Linked DNA regions of Homo sapiens: region 2 is linked to region 1. The links are chromatin loops, found by intact Hi-C in ENCODE. Cell type or tissue: GM12878. All regions are shown on one strand.

What was found. Hi-C counts contacts between places; a loop is a spot of excess contacts. Peaks named below come from ENCODE experiments on the same cell type or tissue, not always from the same donor. Only the 100,000 strongest peaks of a DNase experiment are listed, where the experiment ranks them.
Region 2: a loop joins it to region 1, with 5 times the contacts of the local background. A loop is called at or near these places in 3 of 110 quality-filtered maps.

What each region holds. Positions count from the first base shown.
Region 1 is chr14:95,576,010-95,578,509 of GRCh38, reverse strand. The region is part of intron 1 of LINC02318 (long intergenic non-protein coding RNA 2318); the gene reads right to left. Among named protein-coding and RNA genes, the nearest start is that of LINC02318, 3.7 kb to the right of the region's middle. RefSeq lists enhancers at 847-1,768, 1,769-2,500. In GM12878, no CTCF peak of the experiment used is centred here; a DNase peak (open chromatin) is centred at 1,259; H3K4me3 peaks cover 352 bases; H3K27ac peaks cover 869 bases.
Region 2 is chr14:95,660,545-95,663,044 of GRCh38, reverse strand. It overlaps TCL6 (T cell leukemia/lymphoma 6), which reads right to left. Exons shown (of 8, transcript NR_028288.2): 4 at 381-565. Among named protein-coding and RNA genes, the nearest start is that of TCL6, 9.7 kb to the right of the region's middle. In GM12878, no CTCF peak of the experiment used is centred here; DNase peaks (open chromatin) are centred at 154 and 994; H3K4me3 peaks cover 501 bases; H3K27ac peaks cover 1,855 bases.

The DNA of each region.
Region 1 (2,500 bases):
TTGCCACTGATTAAATGTGTGACCTTGGGCAAGTCCTGTGCACATGTTTTCCCCATTAGTAAGACTGGATGACAATATTTACTGTGCAGAGCTGTTAGTGTTATCAAACCCCAAATTTTGGGTTCATGTACCTGATATACAGCAAACCTAACACCGACACATCAGCACTTAGAAGCAGAGGAAGGTTTATTTGACTCGGCTAAAGCAAGAAGGCAGGAGAAGCAGCCTCTCAAATCCAATCTGCCTTTTAACATAACTGGGGGCTTTTATGAGCAAAGCAGGTATGCAGGAGATGGATTCCCCCAATACTCAAAACTGTTTGAGTTCCTCGGCCCAAACAAACTCCTAGATGCTATCAAGGAGGTCTGCATGACCTAAGGATCATTGTTCTTTGAAAGAAAAACAGTTCATCAATCTTGCAGGCAGCCCTGGGGGTTAGGGTAGGAAGTTAATCAATTACTAGTGACTTCCCTCGTGCAAGCAAGCATGCACGGAGGAAGAAAAGGACAAGGAAATAAGTAAAGTGAACATCTTATGATCTTTATAATAAAGGCTTAATTACATTGGGAGGATTAAAACATCATTGTAACAATAATACCAGTAACAATGACATTTAAGCCAGTGTGTCTACTTGTCAGGCACTGCACTATCAAATACCAGCAGCAAGTCTGGCACAAAATAGATGCTCAATAAATGGTAGCTATTGAATCAGGGCCACACATTTAATTGATATTATGATCAAGATGTTCAAGGGAAAAAATACTATTACTTATTTAATGTGGAACAAGTCTAGTCTTTCTCTTGAGCTCCCACCTGCTGGTTAGGAGGCAACAATGTTATTTGGATCCTGTTTAGAGTATTCTCAGAGCTGAGCCCTCAAATTGTATCAGTCTTACTTATGCACCTGTCCTGTTGGCCGTCCTTGTGCTGCCCCTGACACCTGCCTGCTCCCTAAGGCGATGTGGGGAGAGGAGCATATACATTCCAACGTGCTGTAAGGATAGAGATCCTGGCCGGTCCCTGTGAGGCAGGAGAATAGGGCCTGGAGGCCATGAACGTAAGGCTGATCCATGCTGACTTCCTAGAACAAAATCAAATGGAATATAAATGGCTTTGTAACCTCACTTCATCCTCTCCATTTACACCGTTTACACTTTGTAACTTCACATTCATCCTCTCCATTTACATAAACCGCACACACAGTGACATCCTCTCCATTTACATAGACCACACACGCCAAGTGACATCCGCTCCATTTACACTTTGTAACTTCATATTCGTCCTCTGCATTTACATAGACCGCACACACCAAATAACATCCTCTCCATTTACATATTCTGGGCACATTCTGAGTAAATGACTTTGTAACTTATCTTCATTGTCTTCATATACATAGAACATATACCAAGTAACCAGTGGAAAACGTCTAGAGAGTATTGAAACCCCAGAAAATTCTGTAACCAGGGCTCATGAGCCCCTATGCTCCGGCCTGCTCCCACACTGTGGAGTGTACTATCATTTTCAATAAATCTGTGCTTTTGCTTTCCTCACTTTGTGCGTTTTGTCCAATTATTTGTTCAAGACGCCAAGAACCTGGACACCTTCCACCAGTAACACCTGGATGTGCCCCTGGCATGCATGGGTCCCCACAGTCACCTCTGCCCCTGGAGCCCCTGGGGGCCAGGGTAACTCTCAGTCTGATCTTGGGGCTTGTTAGAGGTGCAGGATCCCTCTTGGATTGCCATTGCTGTCACCTCCAGCCAGCCCGTTGGCCTGAGTGCCACCTTCCCTTGCCCAGGCCAGGCCCTTGGGCAGTTCATTCAGCCTCTGTACCACTCAGGAGAAAGCGAAAACTTAAGGTTCCTCAGCTGACCCTCCTGGCACCTTTCTGAAGGTGGGCTCCAGGGCCAGAGGCAACAGCCTCCTCCTTGCCATGAATATCCTCATGGATCCAACACCCTATCTTCCAGACTTGGGCCCAGGAAGAAAAATCAGAAAACAAGCTTCTGCCTCATTGGCCTTCCAACCTCTAGTACCTCCTCCTTTCTCTCCCATGACTCTCTAGGTTCCCATGGGGCTGGCTGCTCTCCCAGAGCCTCCCTGACTCCACTCTCAATGGTGGCCTGGTCTTCCCCAAGCAGACCATGGGGATCCCTAAGAGCCTCTAGGCTTTGTCCTTGATATGCTAATGGAGGAGATAAAGGAATCCCAGCACTTCTTCTCTTCTCAAAGCTTTCAAAACCAGGTCTCACACAGCCTCTCCTGCCTTGGGACAATAAGCCTTCTGGCTCCCCTGGAGGGAGCAGCTGCAAGAAAACCAAATTCAAAGCAAGAAGTGAAAATGCAGTGGTTTAAATTTACAGAAAGATTCTCGTTTGTACATTATTATGATAATTATGGCCCTGGGAATCCGGGTGAGGTCTCCAGAGCTTCAGTACACACTTCAGGCAGAGCATTTGCAAATTCATGGTCTTAAATCCTTAGGACAGAAAGATGTGAA
Region 2 (2,500 bases), 85 kb before region 1:
AGCAGTTTACGTAAGATAAGGTGAACATACAGTAGCTACCTGTGGAGCTATTTAACCTTTTATCTGTAGCTATCTACTTAGGAGCAAAAGGAAAGTCAGCTTCTTGCATGACTCAGCTTTTGGCTTTTTTTTTTTTTTTTTTTTTTTGCCTTTTTGGCATAGTGAACTGGGTTCTGAAGTTTTAGTTTTCCTTTCAGAACCTGCAGCTGCAGCTGTGTCCCATGAGTGTGGTAAGGCTTAGGGTGTTTTTGGAGATGAGCAGACCCAAGTTTTAATTCCAACTATGATGCCCAAATGCTAAGTTAATGTTGGACAAGTATTTAACCAATCTGATCTTCAGTTTGTCATCTGTGAATGCGGAACAATAATAATAATAATACCTTCTTTTGATAATTAGAGATAATGCATATGAGATATAAGCACAGAGCAGATGTTCCATGGCTGGTAAATATTCTCCCTCTTCCTCTTTGTGTGGTTGTCTGCTTGCTGTGTGTCTATGGAAGTCAGATGAGCATTTGCCCAGAGGTTGGTAGATGGAGCCCACAAGCTCATAAGAATAAAATAACTAGAATGGAAACAGAAAATTAGATGTTCCATATGTTGTAACTCATTTTTGGCTGGAAATTATAGAGACCTTGGTTGGGAGTGTCATTAGATACTTGGAAAGGATGGGCGATGATTAGCACAGGTGGCTGGAGATGAACTCCCTGAACCGGCCCTGACATCTTGTTAGAGAGAGAAAAGCTCACATAGGTGTGAGCCTAGAATTTCAGTTAATATGCATTTATTCTGTATCTTGTCATCACAAAGTTGAGTTTCGCAGTCTGCTAAGAAGAGCAAAGAACTTCCCAATAATATTGAAAGGTAATAGTCCTAAGGACCTTGAAAAGCTACATTTGTTAAGGAGTTTACTGTAGAATAGCATGCTTGTTCAGTAAAAGTGAAAAACCACCTTTGTCACAGGTGGTTGATTTCACCGGACAGCGCTGGCGATCATTAACCCACCATGACCTCCCACATTCGCCTTCAGTCACCTCCACCTGTTTTTGCCGGATGCAAAGTATCTGTTTGATGCCAGATAAGTATTTGTTTTGCAAATAAGAATAATGTGGCCGGACGCGGTGGCTTACGCCTGTAATCCCAACGCTTTGGGAGGCCAAGGCAGATCACCTGAGGTCAACAGTTCGAGACCAGCCTGGCCTACATGGCAAAACCCTGTCTCTACTAAAAATACAAAAAAGTTAGCTGGAGATGGTGGTGCACACCTGTAATCCCAGCCACTTGGGAGGCTGAGACAGGAGAATCGCTTGAACCCAGGAGGCAGAAGTTGCAGTGAACCGAAATGGTGCTACTGCACTCCAGCCTGGGTGACAGAGTGAGACCACATCTAAAAAAAAAAAAAAAAAAAAAAAAGTTTAAGTTCTAGATCTACAGATGATCCTGGATCGCCCACATAGGCCCTAAATGTCATCACAAATGTCCTTATAAGAGGGACAGAGGGACATCTGACTGCAGAAAAGGAAAGGCAACGTGAAGACGAAAGCAGAGGGAGATCTGAGGATGCTACACTACTGGCTTGGAAGAGAAGCAAGGGGGACGAAGGGCCAAGGAATGCAGCTCTCCAAGCTAGAAAAGTTCAGGAAGCAGATTCTCCCCTAAAGCCTCAGGAGAGAGCACAGCCCTACCTTGGTTTCAGCCCAGTGAAACTCGTTCTGCACCTTTGACCTCCAGAACTACCAGACAATGTTTGAAGGCACTCAGTTTGTGGGATTTGTTACAGCAGCCCTAGGAAGCTGACATCCCTGTTAAGGCTCAGCGTTGTTCCCAGACAGGGGACTGAGAGCAGGATCCATCCAGCGCTGCTCAGATCTTGCTGTTACCTTCAGGAGGTCCCAGGGAAGAGTTTGGAAAAGGGGAGGCTTTGGGTGTGGAATAGTTAAGTGACTTGTCATACAACCACACCAGAGGACGCTGTGTGGGTGTTAAAAATGACATCCCACAGAGCTTGGATGATGCAGGGAAATGCTTAGGATATAATGCCAAACAAAAAGAACAAGGAGGGAGTATACGTAGTAGAATTGGGCTGTGCTAAAAAGGGGGGCAAGTCCGGTCTGAGAGCAAACAAAACAAAATATTGCAAAATGTACCCAAGGGCTATCTCTGGCTGGGGGGACTCTGGCGACGGCTGTTTACATTGTACTCTTCTGTGTAGGGTCTCCTTTAGGAGGGCTCAGGGCTGCAGAGCAGCAGCCGCTAAGTGAGCAAGTTATAGCCAGAAGATTTTCAAATGTCAGCAGATTGGGAGCTCTGAGATAACATCGGAGACCTCCCAGCTGCTGCTGGAACCCTCAGGGTTGGACCATGGGAGGGGAGGAGGGGGAAGGAGAGAGTGTTGGAAGAACTAAGGAGGCAAGTTACAGACAATAATCTGCCAGCAGACAGGTTTTCTAACCCACCTTGCCTGTGGCTGCGGCACTGTTCTCTTTTTGCTGAGGGAAGT